Regions from separate parts of the Homo sapiens genome. Here region 2 is linked to region 1. A link is a loop called in an ENCODE intact Hi-C map of the cell type or tissue named here. Cell type or tissue: PC-9. All regions are shown on one strand. Links, peaks and the distances in the headings refer to the core of each region. The heading gives the core; the rest is flanking DNA. Region 1 has its middle 57 kb from the start of PTGFRN. Region 2 overlaps PTGFRN (prostaglandin F2 receptor inhibitor).

Region 1 (12,130 bases), core at 6,416-8,915:
TGAGGTCAAGAGTTCGAAACCAGCCTGACCAACACGGCAAAACCCTGTCTCTACTAAAAATACAAAAATGATCTGGGCATGGTGGTGCGCACCTGTAATCCCAGCTACTTGGGAGGCTGAGACAGGAGAATTGCTTGAACCCGGGAGGCAGAGGTTGCAGTGAGCCGAGATCGCACCACTGCACTCTAGCCTGGGCGACAGAACAAGATGCTGTCTCAAAAAAAAATGAAAACTGGCAGCACCCAAACAACAACTTCAAAACATCTTGGTCTGAAACACACATTCAATGATGACAATGTAATTCTGCCAGTACACATTGAAATACTAACAGGAGCACCTAAATATACCTATATATTTTGTTTTAAATATATAAATTAAAATATCTCATTTGTGATTACTACTTTCATAGTAATAATTTCAGCCATAAGTAACTTCGGAAGACTCTTTACCTGTCTGTGTCTCCGTTTTCTTCACCATAAGTTAGGAATAATAATGATATCTATCTTGTGGGCTAAAAATTAAATAAGATCATATATGTAAAAGGAGGTTGTGCCTTGCTAAGGGCCTGGCACTGATCTAAATGCAGGTGCTAAATGTTGAGCACTGAAGTCTATAATAGCCGTAGGCACTGGGAGCCTGGAGATCAGTGTGGCTAAGAAAGGAGGGAGAGTTCTGTGGATAGCTCAGGACAAAGGTGTGGCTGCTGAGCCCCAGCAGTACTGGAAAGAGGAGGCCCAAATACTAGTGCTTGCACATGTGAGAAAACGTTAGAATCTTGATGCTGAGTATATGGGTGTTAACTGCAATTTTTTTCAATTTTTCTGAATATTCCAAAATTGTGATAATAAAATGTTGGGAAATAAAGTTATAAAATAAAATCTGGTATCTCCTCCAAACCTCCATGGCCATGGGTAGCCTGGGCAGAATAGATTGACAACAACTGACCAGGCTTATAAACCGATTAAATTGGCACTAGGGAGAGAGAAATGAGGGTTGGGGGTGAGCCCGGAAGAGCCAGAGGAAGCAGCGCTTTCCCGATGTGGTGGACACGGTGCTGGAACCCCAGCTCACAGAGATTCGCTGGTGCGGCCAGGAAAGTTTGCATCATTTGGAACATGTGTGCAGGACTTCTCCCCGCCAGACAAGCCATGCTCATTTCCAGTTCTGCTTCCAGCCTGCCTGGGGGAGCCTAGCATTACAAACAATTACTCTGCTCTCAAAATGGAAAATTTCAGTCCTAGGATTTCTACAGGAACTTCTGGAGCTTGTAGAAAAAAAAAAAAAGCACCTCGCTCCTCGAGAGCAAAATTAAATGGTAAAATTTCTAAATTACTGTAAACGTGGGTCTCACGTGTCTTGAAAATAGCATGTATGTGACTGCTAAGTGTTGTGTGGGTGATTCATCAGACTCTCATTTCTTGTTTTGGTTCTGGATAGCACAGGATGTGGATTAGAAAAGTATGGTGCAGTGCTTATGTCAAACACAGAGTAAGGGGTTGCCCTGCACAGTGGCAATTAACAATTACCAGAGTATGGTTCTCTTAAAATTTAGTCGAATGAGAGTATACATGTATATCTGAACTTTGGGCAAAGGTTTAAATATTTTAAATATTATTGAAGCCAATACACATCTGTTGAGCACCTACTATTTACAATGTGAATATGCATAAATTGCAACAAATAGTACTTTTTCTGTAATGTGTGAATTACGTAATTTCAGAAATGTGTCATTTTCAAACCTTTTGCAAGCACAATCATTTCACCTGTATCTCTCTTCAAGAATCATTCTAGGCTGGGCGCAGTGGCTCATGCCCTGTAATGCCAGCACTTTGGGAGGCCAAGGTGGGCAGATCACCTAAGGTCAGGAGTTTGAGCCCAGCCTGACCAACATGGAGAAACCCCGTCTCTACTAAAAGTACAAAATTAGCCAGGCGTGGTGGCACTTGCCTGTAATCCCAGCTACTCGGGAGGCTGAGGCAGGAGAATCACTTGAACCTGGGAGGCAGAGATTGCGGTGAGCCAAGATTGTGCCATTGCACTCCAGCCTGGGCAACTCCATCTCAAAAAAGAGTGAAACTCTATCTCCAAAAAAAAAAGACTCATTCTAGTCTTCACAGTCATGCAAGAATCAAATCTGGGGCAAAGTTGAGACACTACACTCAATTGGTTAGGAGTCACCGTCATTCTCCAGTTATATTGTCTGAGTGCTATACTTTTTTAAAAAAGATTGTTTTTAAAGTAAAAATGCTAGTGATTTGGAAGGGGATAAACTGAAAAGTCCACCTCCATAAAGCACCCCCAGTCTTGCCCCCTAGAGGTAACTCTGGCAACAGATCTTTGCATATGCTTCAATAAAATTTTTACACATACACAAGCATATGTGACCCAGATGTTGGCCGTCCGTCTCATCTGCTTGACTGACTTTCTTTTGGCCTCAGGCCATGCTTGACACACAAATCTCAGTCCTTGACCAGTATTTACAAGAAATCCAATCACATTAAGTATATCCTGATTTTTAAAGTATTATTAAAGATTGATGGGGTTAGAGAGAATGATCACAGTGTACAGCATCAACATCTCTGTCTCAAACAAAACAAAACTGTGTTCAACATGTCTCTCCACATTCTTACCAGCCCACACCACAAATTGGTCATGCTCCTCTCTGGCCTCTGTACACCATCTATTCTGACACACACAGCCTGTCATTCCTATCATTCCTGTTCCAAGGTCTCTGTTTCTCCAACCCAATCCCAATTATCTCCCAACCTCTCAAGCTGTAAGGATGCAATACATTTTTATTTCATCAGATCCTTTCAGATGGACATTAGGTTGCTCCCCATTTTTTTTTCTGTGTTAAACAATGTTATAATTAATATCTTAGAAGATACATCTTTGTACACTTGTGAGTTTGTTGCTGGGTAAATTCTTAGAAGTGCAATGCCTGGATCAAGAACATATACATTCACAATTGGGACATATTTTGACAAAATGTCCTTTAAAAATGATATGAATGTATATTCCCATAGGGTATGCAAGCATACACAGGGTTTCTCCACACTTGGGTCAACAGTGGATATTACTCCACTTTAGCGTCATCTTGGTTATCTTTACCAAATGAATGGTGAAAATTAGTACCTTATGGTTATTTTAATCTGCACTTCTTTAGTGATGAGTGGGATCAAAAGCCTCTTTTCATCTATGTGTTTGCCATTTGTATTTCCTTCTCTGTGAAATGCCGGTTCATCTACCAGCAAAAACCCTCTTGTTCTTGAAAGAAACATTTCCCTTTGCTTCCAGGACACTTCCATCTTCTGGTTCTCTGGAGCCTCTTTCTCATCCTTTTGTTGGCTCTTTTTTGTTTACCTTCCTCAGGGATGTTGCTATTCTCCAGGGCTCCACCCTCATCCTCATCCTGCCTCCTTTCCACTGTACATGCTCTTCCCATGTCATGCCACCTTCTTGCCCAAAATTAGTTACCATTTATTGACCACTTGTTATGTTCTAGACATTCTACTAGGCATTCTAAATGCTCATTATAACTCTCCAAGGTCAGCATTATGTTTCCCAATTTTTCAAATGAGGAAAGTGAGATCACAGAGTAACTTGTCTAAGGTTGTACCACCAGTAAATGATAGAGCTGGGATTTGATGCCAGGGTCATTTCTCGCCAATGTCTAAGCTCTTTCTATTACATTGCCATGTCCTCATTTACTACCCACAGGGAGACAATTCCAAGTCTGTATTGCCACTCTAAGTCTCTCGATGGTCTCAAAATCACATGTGCTCAATTCCTCAACAGAAATATCTGCCTAGACATCAGCAGGACCCTAAAATGCAGCATGCTCTCCCTGAACCTGCCCTTCCAGCGATCCCTTCATGGATAATAGAGTCTCCCAGCCTCAGCCAATCAATTGCCAAGTCTCATAGAAACCACTCAGATATCTGAGCCCTCTGTCCTTCCCTCTGTTCCCCACTTTGCTCAGAGCCTTGTAATTTCCTGGCCAAATACCACACACTTCCTAAACTGTACATTCCAGTTAATACCCCACTCAACATCCTGAGGTTGTTTCTCCAATAAGCATAATCATCTGTAAATGAAGAGATGCTCTTTATAAGGACTAAGTGAAATAATCTATGTAAAATATGCAGCTTATGCTCATTCCTCAATAAGTGTTAGGGTTCTTACCTTCCTTCTAAAATGTCAGTCTGATAATATAAGTCCCTATGGCCTGCACAATAAAGTCTAGAGCCCAGTGGCTTCCGAGGCCCTGACCCGCCTCTCTGATTCCTGCCTCACACTAGGCTCTAGTCAACCAAATGCCTCACTTTTCTTGTCTCTGTGCCTTAGTTCCCTCTGCTTGGAATTCCTTTCCTCCACTTACTGCACTAATGAGCATCTTTAATTATTATTCTTTCATTATTACTGTACTTTAAGTTCTAGGGTACATGTGCACGATGTGCAGGTGTGTTACATATGTATGCATGTGCCATGTTGGAGTGCTGCACCCATTAACTCGTCATTTACATTAGGTGTATCTCCTAATGGTATCCCTCCCCCCTCCCCCCACCCCACTACAGGCCCCGGTGTGTGGTGTTCCCCACCCTGTGTCCAAGTGTTCTCATTGTTCAGTTCCCACCTATGAGTGAGAACATGCGGTGTTTGGTTTACTGTCCTTGTGATAGTTTGCTCAGAATGATGGTTTCTAGCTTCATCCATGTCCCTACAAAGGACATGAACTCATCCTTTTTTATGGCTGCATAGTATTCCATGGTATATATGTGCCACATTTTCTTAATCCAGTCTATCATTGGTGGACATTTGGGTTGGTTCCAAGTCTTTGCTATTGTGAATAGGAGCACCTTTAATTCTTTAAGATCTGGTTCAGATGGCACTTTCCCCAGAATGCTGGCTCTGAATTCTTCCCATCAGTTTCCCGGGCTCCTTCTCTGAGCCTCTTTACTTTTTCTTACATTATTGCATTGCAATTATTTGTTTACCTGCCTGTCTCTGCGACAAGGCTGAAAACAGGGGCTGTTCCTTATCCGTCATCATATCCTCAGTGTGTGGCACCCAGGAGGTGCTTTAAAATGTGTGTGGAATTAATGTGTTCCATGCGTTAATAAGTGCTTGCCATGCCCCACCTCCTCCAGAATTGCGGTTACAGACAAAAGGGATTAAAGTGCCGCAGCCTTGCAGGTGGTGCACTGCAGGCTCAGAGGGTGCAGTTAGCCTTCTGAACCTCAGTTTTAAACCTGCAAAGTGGGCCTCAGACACCTCCTGGGCAATTAAGGGCAAAGGAAATAACATGTAAGTAGCCAAAATGCAGTCAAGATGCAAGTGGATGTTAAGTTGCTAGCCAAAACCACGGGAAGAATGATCATTTTTAGGGAATGGACCAATGCCTGGAAAGAATGCAGGCTTTGGAGTCAGGCACATTTAAATGCACTGTGATATTCTGTTATAACAGACTAACTCTGAGGTGTCGTTGATTTGACACAACAAAGGGTGAATGTGGGAATGTCCACCACGGGAATGTGGCTCCTGCTCTAATCAGGCTTCAGGGGCCCATATTGACGCAGTCAGGGTCCCTGAAAAGCAGACTCTGAAAGGAGATTAACATGCAGGATGTTTGTTAAGGGGTACCCTTACGATTGACACCTGCGAAAAAGAGCAGAAGGAAACAGGACTGTGCAGAGGGAGGAGTTGAGCTGCAGTGCAGGCCCAGCACCAGCCTTCACGTAACCCACGGGGTCTCTGGAGCTTGAATAACCCTTTAGAGATGTCCTGAACTGGGCCAAGATGGCTCGACCCTGATACCTCTGTGTTAATCAGGGGCAAACCTTGGGTGGGGTGACTCTCGGCGGCTGAGGCAGCCCTGCAGAGATTGACAACTGAAGGCTGCCACAGACAGCATTCCCAGCCCCTGGGGCCGTGCTTCTTTTACTGAAGAGGAGACAGCTCACATGTGGAGGATCCTCATCATATAGTTGCTGCACCCTGGGGACACATGCCAAAGTATCTCAGCTTTGGTTCTTCCAGAGGCCGACTCTGAACCTGGGATATGAGCACAAGCCATTTATCTGGGAGTATGGAAGTGAGATGGGAAAGGAAAGGAAATCAATGGAGCGCACTTTAATGAACAGGTAACTGCTGGGGGCCCCTGCAAATCAGAATAGAACATGTCCCGGAGTTGTCCCTCTCAATGGGCAAAGATGGGGTGGTATTTATCCACCAAATCCTGTGTGTCATTACTCACAGCCACTCCTGGACAGACTCACCCACTGACAGTTCCCACCTACCTTTCTATCTTGAACAAAGAGTGGCAGGTGACTGCAGTAAGAAGCCATTGACGTGAACACAAACTGTGAGCACCAAGGGGATGTGAGCAGAGCACTAATGGAGTCTGTCCCAGCAGGGAGGAGGGAGGCTGCAGAGTCTCTCAGGAATGTTATGCTGCCTCAGCCTAGGGGTGACACATTCACACAAGCATGGGCAGAGCTAGCTAGCCACATGGCCCACATCACTGTAAGGTAGAAAATTCTACCTTGCCCTCAGCGAAGGAAGGGGAAACAAATATTGCTGAGTTCTGATAAGGTCGGCCACAGTACTTCTCCTGCCTACTGGCTGGGTGAGATTGAGAAGTTGCTTTATCTTTCTGAGCCTCAATTTACTAATTTTTAAAATAGGAAGAATAACATCTATCTCATAAGAGTGTGAAAAATGGAACAAACGCACGCAAAGAATCTACCACAATGCAACAGAACTGGTGATGAAACAAAGCTACCACAGTTCGTTTTACTCATTTTATTATTACCCTTTATAACACATATATGTGACCTATATTCTTTTTATGTATCAAATGTAACATTAAAATAATAAAAGGGACACTTACTTAACACTAGATGTTGAAATTCAAAGAGAGATTTCACACATAAATAAATCAGTGCTAAGAAAAAATTTTGAAATAGTCTATCATAGTTTCTAGTATGTCACAGGCACTTACTAAATGGTAACTATTATCATTATCTGGGAACTATTGAAAACCAATTTCATTAATCACAGCCAAAAATAAAATTGATTTGGAATGTGATTTACCCAGATAAATCATCAGCTCAAGGGACTGCTTGGAGAGAAGGAGAGCTGACCTATGCCTGTTGACTCACCATGTAAACACAGTCATGGTAATTTACTAGCAGCAAGACCTGTTTCCTGCTGAGCAGTTCCAGTCTGAGCTCCAGAGCTAGACGCAGAGGAAGGGGTCAAACATGTCCACATGGAACCTGTTTTTTCTTTTTCCCCACCCCCACCAACTTCTGAGTGATCAGAGGCTCCCTTGTTGCAATGTCATCAAAATGAGACGTGGAAATTCCTCACCTGCCATAAGCTAGACAGAGCTTTTGAGATGCAAACCGTATACACTCTCAGAGGAGAGGATTGAAACCAAAGAGAGAAGTCACTTTCAAAGCACCATCCCCCTACCTTCCCCCTTCCATACACATGCTAAGCACACAGAGCTTTTGCAATCTGCTACGAAAACAGAATTTTAAAATAAACCCCAGTCTACTCTCTCAAATCAGAATTTAGAAGAAAATGGATTTCTGTAAGGTGAATTTGCTCTCCCAAAGTAGTTCCATTCACACACATGTACATACACACACACACACACACACACACATAAAATGCAGCACTCATTAATAGGCCAAATATGGAACAAGCAATTTTATCCTCAGCAAAAGAGAGACATTCAATAATTATGAGGACAGGCTTGAGGCTGCGTAAAAATAAAACTTACAGAAGCCAGCAGATGGCACTTAATCATAATTTTTCCTATGATTTCTATTAATTGTCAAATATTTTTCATTCTGCCTTCCCAATAAAACAAATGATATGCTAATGTGGCACAGTAAGTAACATTTTCCCTTTGAGATATTGAATAGGCTTGTTACATAAAATTCCCCCACCTACATAACTAGCCCAAGACCCACATTTCTCGTGCATAGATTTATCATATCACACTATGCATATGCATGTCCGTATATCTGTGCGCTTCCAAGCACGCAGCACATTTGATAAATGCAAAAAGTAAAAGCTAACACCTTCATTTATTTCCAAAAGCAAGCCCAAATCAAGGATCTGTTGTTCCTGAAACAGCCACATAAAATCATTTAAACCACGTTGTCCACCAGAAACAGAAATGCAGAAATACCTCAGGGAGGCCACTTTGGCAGTTTTCTTCAGGGCTCCTATTACAAGCATTAACAAGGTGAATGACCCCTTCCAGGCTGCTCTGTCTCACCTGCCAATTCCTCTACTTTCTTCCCCCACACTCCTTCCTTCTCCCCACGCTTCCACAATGCTGCACCCTTTTTCTGCTTTTTTATTTCCTTTCTATATTCTACTTCTGTTTTCTTTAATCTCTTCTCCCTCTTGAGCACTGGACTTGGTTTCCTGAATCTTGCAGGGACAGATGCTGTACCAGTCAGAGTTCTTGGTTTCTGACACCAGAAATCGACTCTGTTAAGCAGAAAATATTTATTGCAGAGCAATCAAGTAGTTCACAGAATCCACAGGAAGCCTGGAGAATCTGGCTCAGTAAACAGGCAAAAACCAAGGGTGTTGGCACCAGAAAAGACAGCCAAGGTCACACCACTGAAAACCACATGTCTGGGACAGTGCCACCAGCACCACGGTCACCAGCCACTAACAGCTACCACTGCGCCCAGGCTCTCCTGAATAATGGTTCACTGGCTCTGAGGGCTTGTTTCATTTCCTCCAGATTCCCTATCCAGGCTGGGAAGCCCACGGCCAAGGCTGGGAGGGCTGGCCTCATGAGTTGCTCTCCAAGAGCAGAGCTGTTGTTCTGGCTCAGACCAAAGCAGGGCGGGGGCACAAGCTTCAGTGCCTAGAAGATCTAGCATGAATGCAGGAGAAAGTGGATCTCGAGAAATACTGGCAATGAGAGAGCACCAGGTGTCACAGACACTACTCATTTTAAACCTGCCCTTTCCTGGTGCACAGATAGGGAAGTCTGTGCTCCCAAACTAAGTGGAATAATTTTGGGGAAAGGAAAGATATTGAGTGGGATGCAGGTCAGTTATGCCAGTTTTGGAAAGACAAACAATAAAGCAAAATCCGGCTGATGCTGTAGCCCTGTGCAGTCCACTCAGTTATTCCATACATACTTCGTTCTAGACAAAGCAAGGAGCTACCATTGCTAATGTGAACACTTCATTTTCAGGTTCTATTTAGCCAATTTAAATTCCAGCTCCTAAGCACTATTCCTTTGACTTCCCACATCTTAACCCTTAATGGGTGAAGGCTAGCCTCTTTCTAGGGATGAAATTTGTAACATGATTCCAAGCTCAGCGCAGGGGCCTCCCTCTCTCCTCCTGCCAGCTGGTCCCAATTATGAGCTGGTTTGGGTAATTTGAGAGTGTGGAGGGTGCCTGTGCAGTAGGAGGAGTATTTTCTAAGCACTCAGCTTCCCAAGCCCAACTAGAACTAATAGATGCTTTAATATTCTGAATTCTGAGGGGATTTGTAATGGTTTTCCAAAAAAGGAAATAAAATGTGTAAATAAAATCACTTGGTGGCATGCCTGGTAACCACTGCAAGTGCAGAGTGAAAAATCAAGTCTGTAGCATTCCAGCAAAGCTCCAACTTTGCCTACATTTCTTGGGCAGCTACCTCAGTTTTCCTGTGTTTTAACAGAGGGGGCCTGTGTGGCTGCAAGTTTTCTTGTGAGAGATGACACCAGACTTTGTGAGAGATGACAAAGACTTTTGGGGATCTCCAGCCCAGATTTTAAAGGGCTGAGGATATATCTGAGCTCAATTTTGTTATTTTCAACTTAATGTTTCTTGAGCATCTATTATATCCGACACATAGCACATTCTGGGAATTCAAAGCTGAAAAAAGCTCAGAATCTACTAAGATGGTTCTCTTTCAACAAGCAGCATTCCAAGGGTAGAAGAGTTAGCCCTTGGCTGGGAGGAGCATTTTGTCACTTACATTGTTCGGAATTGCCACGGCTCATGTGATTATACAAACCAGATGGCATTTAGTTGGTTTTATTATTATTATTATTTTATTTATTTATTTTGAGACAGAGTCTCGCTCTGTCGCCCACGCTGAAGTACAATGGCGCGATCGCGGCTCACTGCAACCTCCACCTCCCAGGTTCAAGCAATTCTCCCGCCTCGGCCTCCTCAGTAGCTGGGATTACAGGCACCCCCCATCATGCCCGGATAATTTTTTTTTTTTTTTTTTTTTTTGTAGAGACAGGGTTTCACCATGTTGGGCAGGCTGGTCTTAAACTCCTGACCTCAGGGGATCTGCCCACCTTGGCCTCCCAAAGTGCTGGGATTACAGGCATGAGCCACCACACCTGGCCAGTTTTATTATTATTTTAAAACCCTGTACAGACTAATGCACTCCTTATTATCTGAACCTGGTCTGACTTCTCCCACTGTCTCCACTGCTTCCAATCATTCCTCCCAGTTTACATCATCATAGGCAATCTAAGTATGTGCAGGAGAAAAAGAAAACTACATTTGAAGACATAAATGTCACCAGAAGACGAGTGCCCATAGCTGCCTGGGCATGTGTTCCATTAGCTGATTAATGCCAATTATAGTTACTTAGACATTGTCCTTTTGGGTCTTATCTGAGACATTCTCCCGATGCACACAGGCTAGTCCTGTTAGGAGCAGATTTATATTCCAGGGACAGCACAGTCTCCTGGTGACGCTAGCAGGTCCTTAAGTCATATTATCAGCATTTGTAAGCCAGCTCCTTTTTCTTACTAAGTTATTATTTAATGTCTTTGGGCCTAAGTGTTCTCATAGGTAGAGTGTGGATAAGAGTATCTTTCCTGGAAGAAATATTGTAAGGATTAAATTAGAGAATACATGTAAAACCATGTGGCACGTGGAAAGCACTCAAATATTTGCTTTTATTTTATTTTATTTTGTAGCAACATAGTCTCACTATGCTGCCAGGCTAGTCTTGAACTCCTAGCCTCGAGCAATCTTTCTGCCTCAGCCTCCCAATATATGTGAACCACCAATCTCAGACAGCTGTTATTTTTTACTTGATTTTATTCAGTTATTTTTAATAGAGACGAGGTCTCCTTAATGTTGCCCAGGCTGGTCTTGAACCCCTGGGCTCAAACAATCCTCCCACCTCAGCCTCCCAAGTACCTGGGGACTACAGGCATGTGCCACCATGCCTGGCTAATTTTTTATTTTATTGTAGAGATGGGATCTCACTATGTTGTCCAGGCTGGTCTGTAGCTGCTGGCCTCAAGTAATTCTCCCTCTTCAGCCTCCCAGAGTGCTGGGATTATGGGTATGATCCACTGGGCCTAGCCAATGTTAGCTGTTATATCATTATTGTGTTAGAAGATATTATAGTATCATGCTTAATTCCAGGAACAGCTTGGAAACCGTTTATAAAATTGTGTTCAAGCTCATGAATTAGAAACATCACAAGCAGTAAAGAAGGAGACAGAGTGTGAGAGATGGACAGAGTTGTGCACCCAGGCCAGCCATATCGATGCAGGTACAATTCTGAGGGACATCTGCCTGAGCATTCCCGCCACACTGATCTGGAAATGCCAAGAGATGGAGTGGGCGCGCCTGGGCCCTGCCCTCACCCATACTGACCCACATCCACCATCATCCATTGATGTTTCTTGCCTGAATTAATTCTTACACTGATGACCGTCAAATAGTGATTTTCTCACCATTTATTTATTTATTTATTCATTCATTCTGTTTATTATTATTTGACACAGGATCTTGTTCTGTCACCCAGACTGGAGTGCGGTGGCACAATCACAGCTCACTGCAGCCTCAACCTCCTAGGCTAAAAAGATTATTCTGTATTTAATAGTTGGCTTTTTACGGTAAGAAATAATTTTCTTCATTTTCATTTGTTCATTTGTATATCTGTATCTGTGTGAACACAGAAACTTCTATTTTATTCAATGGATTATAATTATTTATTTTGATTCTCATATTGTCCCAGATTTGGTCAGTAGAGGCCCTTTCAAGCTGGTTTTGGTATCTTTTTGACACACCCTCATCATTCTTGGAGAAGTGCCTTACAATAAGATATCCCAGGCTTA
Region 2 (12,130 bases), core at 4,503-7,002, 65 kb after region 1:
TGGGAAACAAGGAAGGGGATGATTAATTTTGACTTGGGGGTTGGGGCTGGTTTTGCTGAAGAAGTGACATTTGAGTTGAGCCTTGAGGATAATTAGAATTTTGAAAGAAAGGATAGAAGAGCATTCTGGGCTCTGGGGAAAAGCCTAAAGTGTGGATGAGTGAAAGTACATGGCTCATTGAGAAATGGCACGTAAGTTCCCTGTAGCTGGAGCTGGGAGGAGGAGGAAATAATGGGGGTGCAATTATTTGGGGGAGGAGGAAATAATGGGGGAGGAAAGGTGGGTTTGGGATAGATCCTGTAGGTTTTGCATGCTGTGCTAAGGAGTCTGGACTGGGAGGGGTAGATTTGTTGGTGCTCTGGGTGCTGCCAGCCAGTCTGTGCCCTGTCATCAGAGCATATATTTCCTTCATTGTATGTAATTGTTCCCTACTCTGATTGTTTCCCCTGGGGGCAGGGGCCACGTTGATTTTGTTCACTACAATGTCCCTATTACGAATAGGATATATAACTCATACTGGTTGTTTGATACATATTGGCTGACTGAATACTTACATATGTCATTTTATCTGTGGGAATGGGTAGCCATTAAAAGTTTGTAGGGCGAGATTAACAGGACAGGGTAATGTGTTGAGGAGGATAAACCCTCAACTAGTGCAACATAAATTGGAGAGTAGAAGGCATGGAGATTGTAGGGTGGGATTAACACATTCTCTTTATGTCTTTATTTTTGCAAATCTATTGAGATACTTTTTTAAGTGTCAAAAGCATTACATCTGTATTTTAAAATTCAAATGATATAAAAGGACTTTGTATTAATCAGGTAGGCTAAACTGCTCTAACAAACTCAAAGCATAGTGGTTCAGACAATAGATGTGTCTTATATAACAATGCGAGGGAGATGCTTCAGAGGAAAGGGTTGGGTGGGAACCCTGCTTTACACAGTCATTCTGGCTCCCCAGCTGGTGGCAGTTCTGCTGTCTTCAACTCACAGTTTCTAAGATCACTTTGGTAGTCGTCATCACCATTCCAGCCCCTACAAAGGAGGAAAGAGCGTAGAGTAGAATATTTGGAGTCTTTGTGGGTCAGACTTGAAAGTGGCACACATCATTTCTGCACACGTTCTATTGGAGAGACTTTGGGCCCATGCCACACTAGCTGTAAGGAAAGCTGGGAAGCCATGTGCCAGCTACTATGGAAGAAGGGAAAGACAGATTTTGAGGGAACAGCTAACAGTCTCTGTGTTACTTACAAAGGATATAAGGTCAAAAGAAAAATCTGGGCTAAACAGGTCAGCTCATGCCTGCAATCCCAGCACTTTGGGAGGCCAAGGTGGGAGGATTGCTTGAGATCAGGAGATCGAGACCGGCCTGTGCAACATAGTGAGACCCCCATCTCTACTAAAAAATAAGAAAAGTTAGCCGGGTATGGTGGCATGTGCCTGTGGTTCCAGCTACTTGGGAGGCTGAGTGGGGAGGATCACTTGAGTCTGGGAGGTCAAGGCTGTAGGGGACCGTGATCGCACCACTGCACTCCAGCTTGGGTAACAAAGCGAGACCCTGTCTCAAAAAAAAAAAAGGAAAAAAATGTGTCCACCCTCCTGCCCAGGCACAGCCACTCCTGCCTAACGTGTGTGTGTCTCTGCATACTGAGTATTTTGTTTTTTTTTCCTCATAGCTTCTGTACAAGGCTCTGCACCTAATAGGCACAGACTAATAATAGCTACTATTTCTCGATTGCATATCAAGCGTCAGGCTCTGACGTACATTCTGGTATTTATTCCTCACAACAATACTTTGAGAAAGTCACTATTTTGTCTTTATTACAGATAAGGAAACTGATGCCCAGAAAAGTTAGTTAACTTGTCTAGAGACATACAGATTCTTCCTAGCAGACCTAGGATCTGATCTCAGGACTCCATTCTGTCTCTGCTAAGGAAAAGTTTACTAATGTTCGCTAAACCTTATGCTGCGTATTGCTTGAGATTAGCTTAGGTGAAGAAAGATGATAGTGGTTTGAAAGTGAAAGTGCATTTAAAAATAGGAGGATCCAGGGTTAGTGCAGCCCAGGTACACTTCCTGAAGGGAAGGGCAGTGCCAGCATGCACCTCAGAGGTGTGGCATCTCTGCAACCCTAGCAGGTGGCCATGCCGGCTCTGAGGACGGGCCGAAATGCAACTGCCTCTGGAAAGCACTGAAGGAGGAGGAAGGCCAGTGGGAGGAACCCTAGTGAATCCATCCAGCTTTAACAGTCTTTGAAGTGCTGTGGCCTTCAGAGATTCCTTGGCACTTATTTTAGCCTTGTTAACAGAATTCCTGTATCTGCCAAGCTGATTAATGCCTGCCCTGGCTATAATTATTCTTATTAGCCTGCTGAATAGGAACTCTAGTTGTCAGTGATCATTCCTTACAAGGCAGCAGGCTAGTCGGCATTTATGTGGCTGTTTTGTTTTAGCGATGAGCTGCTGAGCTGATTTTCCCCCCGTAGATTGAATGTACATTTTCATATTGGCACTGCGTCTGGCAGTTAAATAAGGTGTGTGCTTGTCTGTCGATGTGTGTCTGCGTCTCACTTTATCAAATGAAGTTGGAAGGATGCTGTCCAGGCAGTTCATAGCTGTTTTGTTTAATTGCATTGGTTTCTTAAAGGCAGGGTTGCAAGGGTCATTTGACTCTGCTTTGGGAAAATAACTTGAACTGGCAAAAATTCTTCATAATTTATCTTCTGGAAAAGGTGAAGTGCTGCAGTTGGCACAGTCAGTGGTTTTTTCGATCTTGGACTATTTCTCCCCACACCAACTGTAGTCTTTGGGAAGCAACAGAATTAGACCCAGAAGTTAACACTGTCGTGTCCCAGCAATATGCGTTTCCAGTAGGCTGGAGATCATGGCTCTGTGCATTCGCTTGTGTTCTTTGAAGGCTGATTTCTCCACAATACTCTGTATTGTGTCACTAAGCAGCATGATTCAAGTTTAAGTAAAATGTTCTGGGACCTTAATTGCATCCTGTTTCACACCTTTACAAGCAGCTGGAATGTGAAAATATTTACCTCACTTGGGATATTTCATAGGAGTGGAGAAGAACCCGTGGCTACTGTTGCTCTGTCTAGGATGAATTTGGCTTAGAATAGCGAAGAGTGGAATTGTGCCTAAGGGTTCCGGGCACATTTCAGAGTGGGTGCTACCTTGGAATCCTAATGAAATAGAGATAGTGGGCAGACAGATGAGTTACTTCTTGGAGCTTAAAAGTGACTCCAAGCCAAGAATATTCTGATAATGGCTCTTCCTTGCTCTTCTTTAGAGCTGGACTAGACAGAACTCCCCAGCTTATGGGCCTCAGTAAGGGACTCACATGGATTTCAGGTGGGTTGTCATGATACTGATACCCACAGGGCAGGAGCTGCCTCTAAATCCAAAGGCCTGCGTACCCAGAGAGCTGTACAGATACTGTCATTTCCTGTGTGTGCTATGATTTGACGAAGGATGGCAGTTCTCTCCTTCACTTGGTGAACTACAGCCCTTTAGCCCTAGCTTTGGAATGAGCTGTTTGAAGATGCAAGGTGAGAAGCTCAGTAACACGGCTAGCAGCTCATTTATTCAGCAAATATTGAGCAAGCGCCTACTATTACACGCCGGGCATTGTTCTGAGGATTGCTGTATGAGCAGAGCAGACTCAGATCTGCCCTCAAAGAGTTGGACAAAATGCACTAGATGTCAGAAAGTGGACGATTGAGATGAGGGTCAAGGGCAGGTTCTTGGAAATGCCTGCAGTGAGGAGACAGGAAATGAAAGGGAGAGTTCTAGGAGTAGTCAGGGAACGGAAGAAGTACTGGGAGAGCACGCTGTCGGAAGCCAAGCAGAGATGGGTGTGAGTGGACTTGTTAAAGAGGGATTGGTCACATGCTGCTACAGAACTGGAAGGATAAAGACAGAGAAGCCCTTGGATATGGGCACTGTGAAGTCTGCCCAGTGAAGGAGGAAGGGAAATCACAGAACTTGAGAAGTGGGTGGGGTGGGGAAGGAACTCTGAGTCAGAAACGATCGCCCACCTTTTCAAGTGGTGTGGAGCAGAAGACCACTGTGAGGGTAGTGGCTCAGGGCACGGCAGAACCAGATCAACTTAAACAGGATCCAGGCGTCTCTAAGCAGGCCCACAGGCCAGCTGGGAGACTCTGGTGGCAAAGGACAGGCTGAAGAGCAGTGAGCAGGCATGACTACTGGGTGTGGACTCCAGAGAAGGTGGCACAGGGGGGTTGGGGTGCAAATAGAAGCCCTAGCCTTGAAGAGCCAGAGAGGAGGGAAGGGAGAGGGAGAGGAGAGCATGGAGAGAGCAGTTTGATATGGCATGCAGTCTCTGCAGTGATCTCAGACTTTTCAGCCCTAAGAGTAGCCCCAAAGCTTCCCCAGACATGCTAGTTAGAGGTTTTCTATATGTTCCCTTGTTCCCTGTCTCTCTCTTTTTAGGACAGGGTCTCACGCTATCACCCTGGCTGGATTACAGTGGTGCAATCACGGCTCATTGCAGCATGAAACTCCTGGGCTCAAGCAGTCCTCCCACCTCAGCCTCCTGAGTAGCCAGGACTGCACAACCAGGCCTGGTTAATTTTTTATCTTTTTCCTAGAGGCAGGGTCTTGCTATGTTTCTCGGACTGGTCTCAAACTCCTGGCCTCAAGTGATCCTCCTGCCTCAGCCTCCCAAAATATCGTTAGCCACTGCGCCCGGCCTGTATGTTCCCTTTCTTTATCTGCACACATATAAAGTTTCCTCTGTGTCCCTCTGGATGTCTTCTTCTGTGTTGATTGGTGGAATTAACTTACTCTCTGATAGCTTTTAGGTCTTTGGCTGTTAGGCAGAATCTCTAGCACAGGGACTCTTGCATTTTATAATCCATCTTTCTCTTATTCACATTAGCTAAGAAGATTTTAATAGTTTGTATTACAAATAAACCATTACATGTGTGTTTTTAAAATCTACTTCTGTTCTTTATACCCTTCCAGCCTTACTTCATCTCCCAATTAAAAGAGGAAAAAATAGGATTCAGGCTTCAGAATCAGCCTTTCATTTGAATCCTGTCTTCCCTCAGTGTGAACCTTGGACAGGTTTTCTAACCTCTTTGAATCTCACTTTCTGTCTCTGTGAAATGGGAATAATACCTCTCTTGGAGGTTTTTCCATGAAGATTAAAAACAATATATTTAGAAGAATGCAAACATTAGTGTATGTAAGTTCCTAGAACTCTGCTACCCCAACTGTGTTCTGTGGACCACCAGCATTGGCAGCACCTGGGGGAATCTCAGGTCCAAACTTGTGAATCAAAGTTTGTATTTGAACAAGATCCGCAGGGGATTCAAATGCATGCTAAAGTTTAAGAAGCATGTCTGGAGGAGGTTTGGCATACAAATTACTTGGTAGTCTGGGCTTTCTCAGTGGGACTGAGGCAAAGCCATGGTCAGAGTCTGAGCTGGAGGAGAGTGGGCTGGGGCTGGACCCCACGGGAATGTGACAGTCATTCAGTTAGCAGTGAAGGATGGAGGATAGCATAGGTCTGTAGTAAAGGCAGTGGGCCTAGTTTCGTGGCTTTATCCCACCAAGTTTGGCAGCCTAGGAGGGACAGCATCATGTGGTCTCTCCATGGAATGAGAGTGGAAGGATGAGTGATAAAGGAACCGAGGGAACTGATGAGAACATCACAGGAAAGATTAGCCAAGGAGTACACGTGGGATAGGCAGGTGAGTGGGGCTTCCAGGCTTGATGCACCTGCAGAAGGTTTGAGGGCCTGGAGGGCATGATGATGGCATAAAAGCAGATTCTGAGGTGCAAGGGAATGGGTAGTCTAGGAAAGTAGGAGGTGAGGATCAAGAGAGGTAACTTCTGAGTTCAGGGTTTTGGCAGCAGAGATCTAAGGGGAGATAGGCTGGATGGCTAGTAGTGACATAAGCATTTATTCAGAGTTTCTGCCTCTTCCACCATTTTGGCTGGTTGAGCTAATATCTGACTGGGTTGGGCCTGAATGGATTAGGAGAGAGGGGTGTGACTTAGAAGCATTAGCCCTAGGCGTTGTGGGGAAAAGGCAGTAACCTATGACTAAGATGAATTGGGGGTTGGGGACCAGGTGCGATGCAAGAGAAACCAATATGAGGGTTCTTTCCTTCCCAATAAATTCCTGTCTACCTTTTTTGTAGCATTTATTTTGTGCCAGGCACTACGCTTTTCTTTTCTTTTCTTTTTTTTAAAGAGAGGGGGTCTCTGTCACCCAGGCTGGAGTGTAATGTTGCAGTCATAGCCCACTGCAGCCTCAACCTCCCTGGCTGAAGTGATCCTCCCACCTCAGCCTCCCCAGCAGCCGGAACCAGCTAATGCACTTTCCATAGATGAACTTATTTAGGAGGCTTCATAGCCCCATGAGAGTAGGCACTGTTGTTACCCCTGTTTAATAGATGAGCAAACTGAGTCACAGAGGTGAAGTCACTTGCTCAGGGTCACAGTGTAAGTGGCAGACTTGGGATTCAAACCCAGGTAGTCTGGCTCCAGAGTGTGGGTTCATAACCACAGTACACTAGTCTGTCTTTCCATGTTAGTCAAAATATATCTTTGAAAACACTGAAAGGAATTGATATAATTAGCTAAATTGTGATAACATTTGTTTCCTTGTCTTTCAAGACAGGAGGCTTGGATTTTGGCCCTTGTCCTTCTACTCACTAGTTTTGTGACCTTGGACAAGTTGCTGAACAGCTCTCAGCCCCTGTAAAATAAGGGTTGGGCTAGCTGATCCCAAAGGTCTCCCCTTCCATCTCCAGAATTCTTTGAGTTCATGCTGACCCCTGCTGTTGGCCATGTGGCCTCTTGGCCCAGCCCTGGCTTCCTGCCCATCTTCTGAGCACTCCTTATAATCCTGCAGCCTGTGCCTGTTGTCTCTCACCTGGCTGGTGCCTCTTCACAACAGTGGGTTGGTGCCTCTGAGGGCTCTGGAAATTGTTCGGTCCTTGTGTAGGCGACTGCTGCCTGATTGCAGCCCATTTCCTGCACACTAAGGATCTTTCCCTGTGGTTCTCTAGGGTACAGAAGTGTCCCCACCACCAGGCTAACTGGGCTTTCAGGCAGACCCCTGGGGGAAGTCACAGAAACAGTAAAACTAATAAGCCATTTCTAGATGACAGACTGTTTCGTATCATTACCAATTTTCTTTTATGTGTGCAAGTTTTGATTGAGGATATCAGCCATGAGTAAGCTGGGGCTGACTAATCAAGCCTCAGCCCTCACAAATGTGACTTGTGTCTTCTCCCTTCAGCCTAGGAAAGAGCCTGGAAGATGTTCCACAGGTTGCCCTTTTCCCAGTATGCCCCAGACCACAGTGAGAAGAGACACAGACATCTTGAGATGTGTATAAATATTGCTACTACTTTGGCTTTTACACCCTTCCTGAAGGGTAGAAGAGTTGAAATACTTTTGTTTTTTTGAAGCAGGGTCTTGCTCTGTTGCCCAGGCTGGAGTGCAGTGGGGCAATCTTGGCTCATTGCAACCACTGCCTCCCGGGTTCAAGCAATTCTCATGCCTCGGCCACCCAAGTAGCTGAAATTACAGGGATGTGCCACTACACCGGGCTAATTTTTGTATTTCTAGTAGAGACGGGGCTTCACCATGTTGGCTAGGCTGGTCTCGAACTCCTGGCCTCAAGTGATCCACCTGCCTCAGCCTCCCAAAGTGCTGGGATTACAGGTGTGAGCTACCATGTCTAGCCGAAGAGTTGAAATTCTGACATCTCCAACCAATAGACTCAGCTGGCTAAAAAATGTGCCCCTAGTATTTGGGGAATTTCTTCCTTTTCATTGCTTTGGTCTGAACAAGGAAGGTTCAAAATGATGCTGGATAAATACCACCTACTAAAAGGATACATTCTAGAAAGTCTATGTGTTATAGAAGAAACTTATGTGTATGAGCTCAGTCCTTACTGCATCTTGGCTGCTGTCTGGCCCTCCCTGGCTACTTTGAGGTGCTACTGTTGATGCTGCTGCTAAGCCTAGTGATTTCATCTCAGTGGTTTTGGATGCAGATATTTTTGAGGCTTATCCCTTTAGGATGTACTGAGAAGCGAATATTAGCTGATTTGGTGTCTGTCCAGTGTACACTACTTTGCTTATGTTGCAGCGAGGAGTTAAAAAACACACACATTTTTGGTACAACTATTCGTTTTCCCATTTTCTGAAAGCTGGCGCATTGAAACGTTTTCTTATTTATTAGAAGACATTACAGTCCATCATCTTTGATTGAGAAATCCTTACAGTAAGTTCCAAGTTAAGACCATAGTGTGTAACTCACGGCATGACACAGCACAGGGTACTGAGTCACATTAGTCAAAGTAAAAACAGTTATGACCCTTGAAGGAATAAATTATTTGTGTCCAACTTTACTTTTCAATACAGGACATTGCTACTTTGCTTTGTAATCTTTTTTTTTTTTTAGTACTTCCGCAGCATTAAGGGAATATTGACTCTGTTTCTGACATTGTGCAAGATTACAAAGTCCAAAATGGAATGGAACCAGTTATAAGTGAATGGCAGAATGGATCATAGGTGTTTTTTAAAGGCTTGGGTGAATGAGTTATTAGATCACTGTACATATGGGACTGTCACAATTATAGAGATGAAACTGAGGCCAGGGGCTGTTATTATTGAAAAGTTCCATGGAGCAGGTGGGGCTGGAGAGTCGGGAGCCAGGAGCAGGAGGAAATGCATTTCAGGTATGAAAGTGGGCAGTACGGTTTCTCAGAGGTGGGAGTAGATAAATGTGTACAGGTTGGTGTCCCATTTGGGGATTAGCTAACTTCAGCTGGAAAAGTAATAGAGACCTTAGGGGACGTGGATATTAAACTCTGGGGAAGGGAGGTTGGTGGAGAAGAATGTGAGCAAAGTCACCCTGAAAGATGTTGGCAGCATCACCAGCGCCCACAGAGCAGCTAAGAGCCGGCATGTGTGAGGCTGGAGAGGTCCGCTGGAGCTTACAGGAAGCCAGCCTGCTAAATTAAGGTGATAAGTCAGGCCATAATCCTATTTTTGGTTGTTTCTTATAAGAAAAACAACTCACAAAACAATTACTGATGTTCCCCCCAGATAGTTTATCAGAGCATTTCTTCAAAGGACTATGACCTGATAAGAGACACATAAGTTTTAGAGCAATGATGGGAATTTTAGTTGGTTTTCTATGGAAACAAGGTTTATGCAATCATGTGATCTATTCATCGGAGTCCTATTTTCATTACCATTTATCCCACAAACAAGTTTCAGCGGAAACAGTAGTATGAATCCCAGGAAGCCTAGTGTCATACGTGGCTCATAAATAATTGGGGAAGGTACCTTTGTTAGCCCATCTAGGGAGGGCCACAGAGGTAGCAAGGTGGCATATGCTGCCCAGTGGTACCCTCAGGGACCCCACATTCCAGCACCGAGTTAGCTCACACCACAGGCTGAAAGGTAGTTATCATGCAGCAGGATGTGACTTTGGGTCATTAGAAAACAGCAGTGATGAGGCAAGCTCTGCTTTCTGTCCAGTATGTTCATTTAAGGCATTTGGGCCTCAAGACAAAGAAGTGTGAAAACTGAGCACATAATCAAGTGTTGGTGACCCCTCTTGAGGTTTTCCCAAGTACCCCTCCCACCAGTCCTTAGAAACGACTGGAAGATAGATGCACACAACACCTTCTTTGGTTTATATATTTGTCTTGGAATTATTTCCAGTTATTTGATTCTTTGGATTTCAAGTAAAGCCTCATTTCCTCAGTGAAATGAGGACATGTTGGACCCAGGAGCGCTGCCGCCTACAGCATGGGCCAGCCTGCGTCAGCTCTTGGTGATGGGCTGTCACTCAGCCACCTTCCTTGAGAGCACAGCCATCGGTTTGTGATGATCTGTTTATTAGGATGAGCATTTGTGTGTCTCACCCAACCGTAAGCAGCTCGAAAGCAGGATCATGTCTGTTTTTGCTTACCCCAGCATGTAGGAACTTGAATCTTTGAATAATTGAATTAATGTATGTGCTTAGAAAAATGCCTATAAGGTGTGTATATTATATATATTTAAAATTGTGGACGTTAAGTTATAACAGGGGCAGAAGATATCTATGTGTCCTTTTTACTATCTTTCTTATGTGTGCTTATTTATCTTCTTTTGTTTGGAAAGAATTGCGTGTGACTTCATTTCTAAGACAGGTTTTTGTGGTAGAGTAGGAAAAAATGAAATCTATACATGTTAAAGAAGGGGTGAGAAAAGTCTCCATTCTTCTTCCTGTGGATTTTCTCGTTTTTTTCCTTGGCAGCTTGGGTGGAAGACAGATGACTCATGAGTTCTCATTATTGTTTCTCCACTGCCTCCACCCCTTCCCTTTGCAGGATTGATACAACCGTTTCCACCCCAGAATGGCATAGGCTCCCTTCTTGGGCTTCGTCCTGGTTGGTCATAGTCTAGAGAAGCAGACTTCTTCAGTCCCAGTGTATGCGTCGAGTGCCTCGTGGCTGGGTTCATTCAAACCATGGATCATCTGCTTGTCATCACTGTTCTAGGGAGCAGCCCACACTGAGCCACATCTGAGCAAAGGGGCAGTAGTACTGCCGCCTGTAGCGTGGGCCTGGTCTCACTGGGTAGTTAATAACCACTATTTATTATCTGCCCCATGTCGAGCATTATTCTGGATCTGGGGGCACCTAAAAACATAGATCGACACAGTCCTTTGACTCCTCCAGCAACCAGTCTAAATGTGGAGGATGACACACACACAGGAAGAGAGGTGGCATGGACGAAGTGTCATCCAAGGATTGTTAAACGAAAGGGGAAACAAACTGAACATTAAAGAAAAGGGAGAGCATTCTGGGAGTACTTTAGGCAGAGGTGTTTTTGCAGAAAAGGTAAGTATGATCCCCTGTACCTGTTTATATCACTACCTATGTCTCGTCTCTACCTGTGCATGTATTTTTTTTTTTTTTTTTTTTTTGAGACGGAGTCTCACTCTTTTGCCTAGACTGGAGTGCAGTGGCACAGTCTCGGCTCATTGCAACCTCCGCCTCCCAGGTTCAAGCAGTTCTCTGCCTCAGCCTGCCGAGTAGCTGGGATTACAGGCGCCTGCCACCACACCCGGCTAATTTTTGTATTTCTAGTAGAGATGGGGTTTCAGCATCTTGGCCAGGCTGGTCTTGAACTCCTGACCTCGTGATCTACCTGCCTCAGCCTCCCAAAGGGCTGGGATTACAGGCGTGAGCCACCACACCCAACCTGCATGTAGTTTTAAAGGCATTAGTGCCATGTCTGGATTGGGGACTTTTGTAAGGATCCAGAGCACCCAGATAGTTGGTTTTTACTAGCCCCAAAGAAGAGTGTAAGTAAAATTGATGAGGTGAGTTTTGGGGTTTAGAATCCTGAGATTGTGTCACTTCCCAAGGTGCTGAGAACTGGTCCCTTGATTGACGCTGTGTGTCACAGTTGCCCCAGCCACATGCTCTGCGCTTTCTGTATTGAGCCTGGTGAAGGGCTATTTTTGAAAATTCACTGATGAAGGGCTGTTTCTGAAATTAATGAGATTATGTACTTTTTGTTAAGCCCCTGGATGACGATCCAAAGATCAATTCTGGCCCTAACATTCCAGAAGCTCATTGAGATAGGAGTGATCACAGTCACTGCATCAGCAGGCATGCTGCTGGGCTGGGGGTGTGGTGATGAGCAGTCCCTCCAGAGTCTCACAGGGAGGCTGACAGGCAGTTGGCTCCAGGTGATCGTGGTGGCAAGCAGACCCGCAGTGGGCACCTTCTAAACTCTGCCTGAGCTGGGGGCTGAGGTGGGGAAGGATCAGGAAAGCCTTCAGCAAGCTGGACTCATTTGAACTCATTAAGTCTTGATGATGAGTAGGTTTTTGTCTGGCAGAGAAGGGGTGGGTAGTTTACTTTAGGCAGAGGGAAGAGCACAGAGAAAGCGATAAACCAGCTGTCGCAGTGGCTTACACCTGTAATCCCAGCACTTTGGGAGGCTGAGGCGGGCGGATCGCTTGAGGCCAGAAGTTCGAGACCACCCTGGCCAACATGGTGAAACCCTGTCTTCGTTAAAAATACAAAAATTAGCTGGGCATGGTGGCACATACATTTACTCCTAGCTAC

What was found. A loop is a pair of places that touch in the nucleus more often than their neighbours do. Peaks named below come from ENCODE experiments on the same cell type or tissue, not always from the same donor. Only the 100,000 strongest peaks of a DNase experiment are listed, where the experiment ranks them.
Region 2: a loop joins it to region 1, with 3 times the contacts of the local background. A loop is called at or near these places in 12 of 110 quality-filtered maps.

The regions. Positions count from the first base shown.
Region 1 is chr1:116,846,663-116,858,792 of GRCh38, forward strand. No RefSeq gene overlaps it. Among named protein-coding and RNA genes, the nearest start is that of PTGFRN, 57 kb to the right of the region's middle. In PC-9, for the core only: CTCF peaks have their summits at 7,806 (motif pointing right) and 8,010; a DNase peak (open chromatin) is centred at 7,229; H3K4me3 peaks cover 580 bases; H3K27ac peaks cover 1,537 bases.
Region 2 is chr1:116,913,189-116,925,318 of GRCh38, forward strand. All of the region lies in intron 1 of PTGFRN (prostaglandin F2 receptor inhibitor), which reads left to right. Among named protein-coding and RNA genes, the nearest start is that of PTGFRN, 9.3 kb to the left of the region's middle. In PC-9, for the core only: no CTCF peak of the experiment used is centred there; a DNase peak (open chromatin) is centred at 6,033; H3K27ac peaks cover 1,740 bases.